2 separate regions of the Homo sapiens genome follow, and region 1 is linked to region 2. A link is a contact called in ENCODE Hi-C data. All regions are on one chromosome and are shown on one strand. The core of a region is the stretch at or near the end of the contact, and the rest is flanking DNA. Distances in the headings are between cores, read along the strand shown.

Evidence for each region. Hi-C counts contacts between places; a loop is a spot of excess contacts on that map. Pooled maps may share reads with other maps.
Region 1: a loop to region 2 is called in a pooled map of psoas muscle, with 4 times the contacts of the local background. The contact joins the promoter of PRKAG3 here to the enhancer-like site in region 2. A Hi-C loop is called at or near these places in 2 of 50 pooled maps.

Annotation. Positions count from the first base shown.
Region 1 is chr2:218,830,146-218,835,674 of GRCh38, reverse strand. It overlaps PRKAG3 (protein kinase AMP-activated non-catalytic subunit gamma 3), which reads left to right and starts at 3,872. Exons shown (of 14, transcript NM_017431.4): 1 at 3,872-3,937; 2 at 4,300-4,339; 3 at 4,774-4,929; 4 at 5,294-5,529. The coding sequence starts at 3,905.
Region 2 is chr2:217,926,004-217,932,027 of GRCh38, reverse strand. The region is part of intron 3 of TNS1 (tensin 1); the gene reads left to right. Among named protein-coding and RNA genes, the nearest start is that of MIR6809, 28 kb to the right of the region's middle. RefSeq lists enhancers at 1,379-1,922, 2,254-3,123. Within about 2 kb of position 2,612, at least 22 of the 41 ENCODE cell types and tissues checked have a DNase peak (open chromatin) inside an H3K27ac peak, as active enhancers do.

The DNA of each region.
Region 1 (5,529 bases), core at 2,623-5,122, 900 kb before region 2:
GGATTCACCCCTATTGGACTAATTCTGTCAATGCCCACTTCACTGTGGCCAGAGGCATTTGGAGTGCTAATTGGCTACAACTGAACCAGAGGAATACTTCGTGGAACCCACAGTTGAGCCCTTCTGAAAATCATGTGCTGCAGGTGAATTGAGGGAATGTGGTTTCCTAAAGGAAAACCCAGAAGTTTGCCAAAAGATGGGGTAAATGGATACTGGGTATAGAAAAGCAACAACTGTCCACTACAATTCCCAATTGCTCACAGAAAAAGACTCAGTAATGGGGCCTGTGGCGCAGACTAAATTGCATTAACAAGGTGCTGGTTCTTTCCAGGTCCTTCAGACATTTGCACAGATGCTGCTCCGTCTAGCCACACACAAACAGGACAGAGCAGTTGTGTCCTGTGATGGATATGAAGGCTGCTCTCCCAGCCTCCCAACTGCTCTGGCCTAGGGGACCCTATTTGTGATTTATTCAGTAATGGGTCTCATCCAGGCTACTCTCTTGGCCTCCTCAAGCTGTTTTTCCTCCTCCTGATATAAAAATAACACTTAAACAGGTTCCCCAACCCCATGTCCGAGACAAATCAGATCTCCAGAGATAGCAGCCAAATTCACCCTAGGGTCAGGGTGCAGGGTCCTTATTATATACCCAGTCTGCGAGTGAGCCAAGAAGTAGGGTTTCCAGAAATATGATGCCATGGCCAGAGGCTAAAATCAATCACCCGAGGAGTATTTATTACCCAACTGAAGCCAGTACCTCCTGCTGATTTGCCCTGCCAGACGATGAGTGGAGGCAGGCTTGTGGTCAGAGCAGGGTGGAGATCTGAGAGGCGAAAGGCAGGTGTAGGGTGAGAGAAGGGGCAAGGCAGAGCTCTTCTTGAAAACTGTGAAGTTGCTATGCTTTTAGTGTTGAGCAGTGCTGGTGTGTACCCCCAGCTGGAGTCCTCCTCCACCCCAACCTTGACAGCAGCAGGAGATGGCTACTGAAGGGTCAGAGCCCTCCCGTGCCTGCCTGCCTGCCTGCCTGCCTTCAAAGCCTCATGGTTGGAGGTATAGAGGGGGCAGGTCTGTGTCTTCCATAAAGCTTAGTGGTTATAAATGTGGTGCCTGAGTCTGGGTTTGATTCTTGGCTCCATCCCACTAGCTTTGAGATTTTGATCAAGTTACTTAATCTATTTATGCCTTGGTTTTGTCATCTGTAAAATTGTAATAGTCAAAGTATTTCCCTCACAGGGTTGCAAGGGATTACACAGGACATGGCATATAATGTGTTTTGCACAGTGTGTAGTAGACACTAAGCACTGCACGAACATGCAGGGTCATTATCTACATATGTAATTCCTAATCCTACCTCAATCCTGCAACGTAGATGTATTAGTTAGAGAGAGGCTTGGCTGCTATAACAAAGGTTCAATTTGTCGATCGTTTAAACAAGACAGAAATTTATTTATCTCTAACATAACAATCCAGAGGTAGGCAGACCAGGACAGGGGTGGGGGATGTTCTATCATTTTCAAACTGCATTTTCCATCGTTGGGTTCAGTTTGCTGCTCCGGCTCCCATCATCGTATTGTAATTCTAGCCAGTAAGAAAGGGTTCCCTTTCCTCCTAGGGGTACCCTTCTATCATATAATATATATGTATATAACATTGCTGCTCAAATTTCATGGTCAAACTTAGTCATATGGCCATACTATCTGCAAAAGAAGCTGTGAAATATAATCTTGCATTCAGTTAAAATTGTAGTGGTTTACTAACAGCAGAAGAAGGGTAGAAGAGATATTGCTCTACTAGAGCTCACCCATCTGGCCATCCCACACAAAAAACACAGTTACTGCCCTTCAAAAGGAGGCAAGTCAGAGTTCCATCTGAGTACGGCACCCAGCTGAGAGTCCAGGCTATCTGAGGGGTGGGCAGTTCCTTCTTCCAGGTAGATGGACACCCTATGGTCTGGTGACCTAAAAACTAACAGGCAGGTGATTTGCACCTCCTACTCCCCACAGACAACAGTGGAGGAAGAAGAGGGTAAGCTCAATTAAAACACTGACTCATGCTGAGCACACTGCTACGCGCCTATAGTCCCAGCTACTGAGATAGGAGGATCATTGAGCCCAGGAGTTTGAGACTAGCGTGGACAACATAGTGAGACACTGTCTCAAAAAAAAAAATCCACTTGCAACTGAAAGAATGGCAAACACCCAGCAGCTGCTGGATCTTAATTATCAAATCTGGTTGGGCAGGAATGGCTAAGCCCTTTCCTGGCAGTGGAGTAAGTTCTTGGTCAGCACATTTGACCACCCCTGGTTCTGCTCTCTGGGAAGATCTCCCCTTTCCACTCTCCTATGTAGCCTCTGGCTTTTCCTGCTGGGAAGCTGTTGTTTATCCAATATCCTTTGTCCCACACTGGCAAACTTGTGCTTTCTGCAGTCCTTCCAGCCTTCACAGCCCTCTTCCTGCTGGTGCGGATTTGGAGGGCTGGGAATAAGGCAAGGGAAGGGGTGTCAAACCAGGCTTTGCTGATCAGGCTTATGGTTTCTTTGCCAATACAACACCCTCACAATCTTAGAAGCCTTCTGAGTGGCTCCATGTTTGAGTAACCACAGCCAATGGCCTCATGTAGACCTTATTTTTATGCTTGAACACTCTGGACTTGGTGTTCTTCCTACTCTCCTTTCTCTCAAACTGGTGGTGGCTATCTTGAGTCCATTTGAAAAAACATGCTTGGTGTGAAGGAAATTCTCTTACACTGATCTCTGTCCTCTGAGCCAGTTCCCACTGTCCAGTGAGCAGATGTCCTTGAGAAAGGCTGGGGACCACAGGAACAGCCCTGGCCAAGGCTGTCCTCCCAACTCCATTCTCCTCCACCCTCCCCATTGGCAGAGTAGGAACATTGAGGGTTGATGGAAAACACATGTAATAAACTCAGACAGAAATTCACCAGTCTGTTGTTGAGTGTCCACTCCAGGGCCAGGGCTGGGATGGAAGAGGCTGGAAGGAGGAGAGAAAGGGAGGGGCAGAGAGAGGAAAGCCGGAGCAGCTGGGTCAGCATTCCCAATCCGGACATTGACTCAGGCTCCGGGAATGCCAAGGAAGAGGGTGGCAGCTACTGGAGCCAGGCTGGGATCCTGTTGGCACCAGGGATGTAGGCACAGCACTCACAGAGGGTTGGGGGCTGGGACACCTGCACACCCAGGCATATCTCCCAACCACAGGTGGAAACAGATGTCTCTTCCCCTGCGGGGAGCTCTGAGTGCTCCCCACGCCTTCGAGGTGATTCTCACAGCTCTTCACCTGCCTGAAACACCCACTCCATCTCCTTCACCTGAGAGAGGGACACACTCCAGGGACTCAAATCTGGACATCTGGACATACACTAGCTGCTCTCCTGGACTACCCACAAACCCCTTGCCTCATCTCCAGCCTCTGAGCTGGCTGCAACTTGCCCTTTCTAACTCCAGCACCACCCTCTACTGAAATTAGAACAAGGAAGAAAGTTATGCTGATCTGCCTCCATGTTCCCTTCTTTGGTGCCTGATAAAGATGAGGGAGGCTCTTGGAATAGGGGCTCAGGACTCTGAGAGCCCAACTCTGCTCAATGACCATGTTCCCACATGCTCCAAGCCACATCCCCTCAAAAAGGGTCCCTCTAGCTTGTCCTCAGTGACCCAGGAGGCAGCTGAGGACCAAGTACCCAGATTATCCGGTGCGCCCCTTCCCTCCCAGCAACCCCCAGCCTTCAGGGCTGTAGCAGCTGAGCAAATGGGGGCCCCTCCCTCTCATTGCCTGACACCCAATCAGAGAGAAACCGATCCTGGCAGGGCAGGGTGCCCGGGGCCGGGCCCAGAATAGTGCAGCCCAGCCACAGTGTCGCACACTTGCTCTCAGTTGGTCTGGGGCTGGCCACATGGAGCCCGGGCTGGAGCACGCACTGCGCAGGGTATGGGGGTCCCAGGGGAGCCGGAGCCGGGGCAGCTGAGGCCAGAAGATTGAGCGCACGGGCTGTGAATGTGTGTGTGGGCGTGTGTGTCTTCTGGTGTGTGTTTGGTCTGGATTTTCTCGTGAATATGGGCATGTGCATGTTTGGGCATATGTATTGTGAGTGTGTGTGGTTCTGTGTGCCTGGGAGTGTTTGGATGTGTGTGTTTCTGTGTGTGTTTGTGTATGGCTGCATGTCTGTGTATGGCGTGTGTCTGAGCGTGTGTATTGGTGTGCATGGGTGTGTAGGCGTGTGTTCAGGGAGAAGGGGTTTGGGAATGTAAGGCACTTTCCCCACTCCTTCAGAAACTCTTCTCCCCACAGACCCCTTCCTGGAGCAGCCTTGGGGGTTCTGAGCATCAAGGTAGGGAGAATGCCCCCTCCCTGGGGCCTAACCTCTTCCCCCACCTCCTTGTCCCCCACTTTTCTGGGACCCCAATTCCCTCCCAGCCTGGCTTTTATCTTCCTCCTTTTGGTCTTTCTTCCTCATTGTTCTTCCTCCTTTCCCCAGGTGTGTTTCCCTCACCTCCAATTTCCTCTTTTCAGAAGTGACTTTCCCACTTACTTGCTGTGTGATTTGCAGCAAATTGCTTAACCTCTCTGAATTTCTGGTCCCTCACTAGCAAAATAGGGATGATAATAATGCCTGCTTTATAAGGCTGCTGTAAGTTTTAAATGAGAAATATGTTGGAGAAAAGCCCATTGGAAGCTTGCAAATCCTAAAGATTATGAATAACATTTGAATTGATTTTGATGCATTACTCCCTATTAACCAAACAGGCCCCATTCCCCTTCCAGAGATGAGCTTCCTAGAGCAAGAAAACAGCAGCTCATGGCCATCACCAGCTGTGACCAGCAGCTCAGAAAGAATCCGTGGGAAACGGAGGGCCAAAGCCTTGAGATGGACAAGGCAGAAGTCGGTGGAGGAAGGGGAGCCACCAGGTCAGGGGGAAGGTGAGGCCAAGGCCAGTTCTGGGGAGGTGGGAGCCAGGGGAGTGGGAAATCCCAGAGGAGCCTGGGTCTGGTCTCTACCTCAGGTCCCTCCATAACACAGAGTTGGACCCAACCTTCATCTTGTGGCCTCAGTCTCCCTACATAGTAGAGAACAAGGCACTGCAGTGCCAGAGGCCAGCATGGCCAACTCAGAAAGATGGGACAGAGCCACTACCTGGGGCGACTCTCAGGTCAGCCCCTCACCTGCAAATAGGGCCACAGCATCCAGGCTTCCCACTGCTGCTGTGAGATGAATGGCGACAGCAGATGAGAACGTGCTTTGGAAGATGGAGTTACTGTCCTCTTCCCCTCCTCCCCCAAACAGGTCCCCGGTCCAGGCCAGCTGCTGAGTCCACCGGGCTGGAGGCCACATTCCCCAAGACCACACCCTTGGCTCAAGCTGATCCTGCCGGGGTGGGCACTCCACCAACAGGGTGGGACTGCCTCCCCTCTGACTGTACAGCCTCAGCTGCAGGCTCCAGCACAGATGATGTGGAGCTGGCCACGGAGTTCCCAGCCACAGAGGCCTGGGAGTGTGAGCTAGAAGGCCTGCTGGAAGAG
Region 2 (6,024 bases), core at 1,363-3,862:
GATGTTTTTCCTAAGTAATATGTGGCTGGGTTGCTTTCCACCCTGTTCCTCATTTTGGCCAGCCTTAAATTCTTGAAAGGAGACATAGGTAAACATCAGAAAGGATTTCCTGGTTGTCCACCACATAGGACAGTGATACAGGCAGCATAGGGAACCCGAAGAGTCAAAAATGTAAGGCACTTCTTCAAATCTGAGATGTCTTTTATTAAAAAACATTTTAACGTTTCCGAAAATGGAATGCACCTTAGGATCGATGTGTACAATTCAAGTAGCCTTCCCTCCTCCTCAAAAACTGTTACTCAGTTGATGATGCTACATACAATCAACAGCATCCTTGAAATTAGGAAACAGGGAGGTGAACACCTGTGGTTTGCAAGTAATTCTACAGGTGTTGAAAGTGGAGAGGTCTCTACGCCCTTGTCCTGGCTGGCAAACAGACGATGGCCTAGCTTCAGAAGACAGGGGCTGATGTCTGTGTGGGTCTCTGATGTCTGTGTGGATTTGAGTGTGGCCCCAGCCTCAGAATTCTCTATTTTGGGCCTGGCTTAGCCCCCCGCACCTACCCTCACATGTCCCCGTGGTGGTTGGCATGGTCCTCAGCACTGCCTGAGACCTTTGGCTCTTTGGGTTTTCCCACTGCTCTTAGATTTTTTTCCCATGCACCCTTCCTGCCTTACTGTTCTAGCACAGCTAAGGTCAAAGACTTTTGTCCCTTCAAGTTTCCATCTAGAAACAGAAACCCTTGGTGGAAAGTGAGGGGTTGGGGTGGGCAGCCTCGCTCTGGGTGGAAAAACAGATGGACTTGAATCCCAGTGAAATCCTAGCCCTCTTCATACCTCCATTATAGCATTACTGGGGCTGTTTTACAATTCTCTGTTTACATGCCTGTCTCCCCCACCGGGCCACAAGTTTCCCTCCCGGGCGGGGCCATCCTCATTCATCTGTCTCCAGAGCTGGGAACCTGGCATGGAGGGGCACTCAGTGGGCATTGTTGAGTGAACACGTGGTCTCGCTCCCCACGCCTGTCACCTCCTTTCACACCAGTTCCACTAGAACCATGACCACAGACCACAGCCCTTTCCTTGAGCAGCTCTTCTAGGAACTTCCTAGAAGCTCTGTTCTCTGTGCTGCCGGCCCTGTCCCCCAGCCTCCCTGCTTCAGAATAGGTCAGGGAGAAGGGGTGGGGTTTTCCTGCTTTTTGGGTTGCTGGAGAAGGCGACTCTGAAGCCTGCATTCCATATTGCCTGTTCACACCTCCTCTTCTAGCATGGCGGCTGGCTTCCCCCTAGTCCTCCGGCCGCGTGCCTCAGCAGCTCTGACTGCCCCACTTTCCTGCCCCTCCATCTTCTTATGTTCCTCGGATCCCCTCTTTAATCTCTCTCCTCTGCTCCCTGACCAGCTCAGAGCCTCTTCCAGGCTGGACTCTCGGGCTCCAGCCCTACACCTCACCCATGGCTTCTCACTGGCTCTGGGGGCATGAGGCCACTCCAGGGTCCTGGACATTGGCCTCAGCCTGGCCCTCCAGGTCATGTGCAGTGTGGCATGGGTTGCCTCTCTGACCGCCTTTCTCTGTTTGGCCCTGTGTGCCCTGGGCACAGCCAACTGGTCTCTTTGTGTTCTCTGACCCCTGGCATCTCTCCTCCCTACCCATCTCAAAGGCCATGTTCTCCATGAAACTTTCTGTGACCCCCGACTGGGAAAGGTGGTGTGGTCCTGGGCAGAGCTGAGGCTTCGGACACAGCCGCGGCAGAACTTGGTTCAATTTCCATTATTTACTGGTTGTGTGACCTTAGGCTGAGAATGCAACCTCTTAGTGCCTCATTTCCTCATCTGTGAAATGGACTGATAGCCCCTAGCTCAGAGTGCGCCGTATTGAATGAAAGCGGACCTGAACGTAATTTTCTCTGGCCAGAGCAAGGGCTTTGAGGTGGAGAGGTGAGAAATGGGAGTGGAGAGGGAGGCATAGCCAGGTCCCGAAGGGCCTGATGGCCATATTAGGACATTTGGACTTTCTCCCGTGAGCTGGGAGCTATGCAAGAACTTTAGGCAGAGAAGTGACACTGCTGGATGTGCATTTTAGAAATAGCTCCCTGGCTGCCAAATGGAGAATGGGGTGGAGGGGACAAGGCGGAGGGCAGGGAGACCAGTGTTGTAGGCTGTTGCAATCATCTCTATGATTAATAGGACCTGAGAAGGGGTGTATGTGGCTCAGAGAGGTATTTAGGAGGAGGAGTTGCCTAGGCTTGGTGGAAGGGAGGGGAAAGAATGAAGGAAGACAGACACATGGGCCTCTGGCTTGAACGACTTTGGTGGCCGGGGCGGGTGGGGGGTGGAGGGCTGAGGGAGGGGTGGTGGGTGGAGATGGGGGTGGTGGCAGGTGTTGTCAGTGCCATGCAGGAAGGCCAGGAGGTGGCCGAGTGTGGGCAGGATCATGAAACCAGGATGCTGACGGGTCATGCCCTGGGCCCCTCCGTGCCCTCTGACCCCTGCTGGTGCTTCCCTGTGGCCTTGCCTGTCCCGGCCTTTTGTCCTGGCTATTGCGGGGACCCTCTCACCCTGCCCCGGTAGGCTTGCTGTCTTGTGCTCCCTGGGCCTGGCACTCCATAGGTACTCAGTGCAGCTCTGCTGAACCCCATGTCTCTGACCCCCCTGCTCATCAGCACATGCTCCTAAGAAGTCCGGCCTAGTGTGCAGCCTCACCTCTCCCAGCTTCCCTGATTAGGGGTGTGGGTGAGTGTGGCCCCTGAGCCGGGACCCTTGAGATCCCCGCTTGGGTTGTCTGGAGGCTAATCTCCAGAGAAGACTCCCTGCCTTCACCTGGGGTAGGCCCATCTGGGTGCCATGGTGTCGTGCCTTCTTCCAGGCTGGCTTGGGAGGGCCTGGCTTCAGTGGCTGGGAGGCCCATGGTCCCACAGCTTGGCCTGCTGGTCCCCCCGAGTTCCCCTTGTTGTTGTCAGCTTCTGACTGAAGCTGCCCAGAACTCCACATTCCGCAGGCTCCTGAAGGGTCAGGCACACCTGCTCTTCCCTGCCTCGTTCAGGTCTGGTTGTTGAGTGGCCCTTATGTGGACCTGGCAGCTGCTCTGTGTGTGGGTGTGGTTAGAGGTGGGGAGGTTCTTGTCTGAAGAGGAACTCCCCTGTCTGGAGAGCCCATCTCGAGTGGCTTGCAGGACAGGGAGCCTAGCAGTGGGCTGGGGGGTCAGTGAGTGGGGCTGGGGAAGAGGATCCTGAGACAAGAAGAGGAAATGGAAGAGGAAGCAGTGGGCAGCTGGAGCTTTGGGGATAGGTTGATGGGGCCAGTGATTTAAGAGGAGCTCAGCTCAGGAGGATTTGGGGAGGGGTGGGGCCTGGGGCCTTGGTGAGTCAGCCCTCTGGGACTCCCCTGTGTCCTGTCTGCTTCAGGTTCTGGGTCCCAGCCTGTGCTGGGTTTGGGGAAAGGGCCAGGCCCACTCCCTGTCCCCACTGTCTTTGGAGGGACACTCAGGGCTTGGGTGTGTGTGCCCTGGCTTGGTGTTGCTGGGAACAGGCCCCTTCTTGCCTCCAGGAACTTGATGCACTTCATTTCCTGGTCCAAACAGAACTCTATAAAAGGGAAGGAAACAGACTAGCAGGCCAGGGAGCCTGGAGAGGCTGGAGCAAGCCCCGGTGAAGGCCAGCTGCCTGGTGGGGAGGGCACAGGCCTGGGGAGGAAATGGGCCGGGGCAGTGGCCACCTTCTCTCCAGGATCCCTCCTCCTGAGGGCCTGAGGCTCAGCCTGGGAGGCCAGTGTCTTTGAGCTGTGCTGGGACCCTTGAGACCTCTGGCCCTTTCAGGCAAGCCTTGTAATCTTGTCCCCACACCCTCCCTCCATGGCCTTGGCATTCTTGCAGCTCCTTGTCTGTTGAGCATCCTCAGGTCCTGAAGGAGGCCTGCCTCCCTCCTGGTTGGCAGGCTAACAACTGGCCCTCTCCCCTGGGCCTCCCAGCTTGCCTTACCAGGTTGAATGGGGGCTGTCTGGGGCCTTCCTGAGTTCTAGTGGACTCATGGTGTGAGCCCTGAAGTGCTGGACTGTCCACAGATAGGAGGGTCACCTGCCTATTTCTTCATATGGGCATGGAGACTGGGGCCTTCTGGGATTATTGTCTGGATTTTTTCTGGACCGCTCTGGTATCATTTCAGAGAACAGGGCTCAGAAGCTGCCTGCCTCCTGGCCACAGGTTCCTGGGGCAGGGCCCAGAGGGTGAACAGCAGGCAGAGCTGTGGGCATGCCAGGTCTGCTCTAAGAGTGGGTAGTGGCACCCTCCCGTGCTCTGGGTGAGGAAGAGAAGTCAAGGGTGGGGATGGGGGTCACTGCAAATGTGTGTTTTGTTAGAGTGGAGATGAGGGCCCCTAGGCTTCAGGGTGCCTGATGGCCTCTTGTCTCTGGGTTATAGGGTCCTCTTCTCCCCCACTTTCTCCTTCCCCTTATTGTTATTAGTAATGTGACTATACATCCTTGCTTGCCTTAAACTTCCCACCCTTCAGCTCCCCCAGACCCTACTCCTGGACATCTTTATCTGGAGCATAGTTTCAGCCTGGTCCTTCTCCTACACAAGTGCCTTTACTGGCTCCCCAGTGCCAATGGCTAAAATTTAACTCCTTCACTGGGCATTCAAGGTTGCCTATGGTCAAGCCTAGAAAGACCGTTGTGCCATCCTTCTTCCCTTCATCCCTTCCAATGCCTGCTTCAATGCTCCTCTTCCTTTCCTTCACCCATCCTGTGTCCCAGCCAAAGGGGGGCTTCTTGTGGTTCTTTCAACACGCCAAGCATTCCCACCTCCATGCCTTTTTAATGTGTAATTCCTACCCCCAAATGTCCTTTCCCCATCTCTACCTTTCAAAACCTTATCCACTCACCAAGTGGGCATCAGGCTCTGAGCCAGGCATGGGGACTTCTCAATGGAAATGGCCCATGTGCTGCCTGCTCTCGGGGCTTTCAGGGGTAGTGGGTGAGACACACAGTGGATAAACAGAAGCAATGCATCCTCCATGCCAGGCTCAGGTGCCCTTGCTCCATGGAGCCTGCCTGGGGCCCCTGAGTTTTCTCTGTGATCCCATAGCCCTGGCACCTCTGCCACAGCATGGGCCCTGTCCCACTGTAGAGGCAGCGTGACAGGTGGGGCAAGGCAGGTGTTTGAATCCAGCAGACCTGGGTGAGCCCTGATACCATCCTTTGGAAGCTGTGCCTTCTCTGGTCTGGCAGAATTGTTGAGAGGACTGCCTGAGACCCTGGAGGATGTGGATGCTAATGCTTGCCTCGTGGGTGGTTGTGAGGAGTGAAGCGATGTATACACAAAAGCTTAGAACAGTGCTTGACATGCAGAGAGCTTAGCAATGAACACTTGCTGCCACAATGACTACCACTAGTTATTCCACTTGGGGTAAATTGCTTAACTTCTCTGAGCCCATTTACCTGAAAAACTTGTCAAGAAGATCGCAAAAAATAAGGTATGTAAAGCACCCAGCTCAGAGACACACAGTGGGTGCTCTACAAACCCCAGTTTCCTTCCCTCCCATGTAACTTTTGGGGCAGGGATGTGAGGTGGGTGTCAGCAAAGAACTTCTCTGGAAGCAACCCAAGTGTCCATGGATGGATGAATAGAAAAACACGAAGTGGTGTAATCTGTACAATGGAACAGTATTCAGCCTTAAAAAGAAGTTCTCATACATGCTACAACATGAATGACTCTTGAAAATATGATGCTAAGGGTATTAGTCTGCTTGGGCTGCCATAACAAAATACCATACGCCGGGTGACTTAAACAATAGAAATGAATTTTCTTATGGTTCTGGAGGCTGGAATCCAGAGGCTGAGATCAAGGTATGAGCAGTGTTGGTTTCTCCTGAGACCTCTCTTCTTGGCTTGGAGATGCCGCCTTCTCCCTGTGCCTTCACATGGTCTTCCCTGGTATATTTCTGTGCCCTCGTTTCCTCTACTTACAAGGACACCAGTCAGATTGGATTAGGGCCTCATTTTAACTTAGTTATCTCATTAAAGACCCTGTCT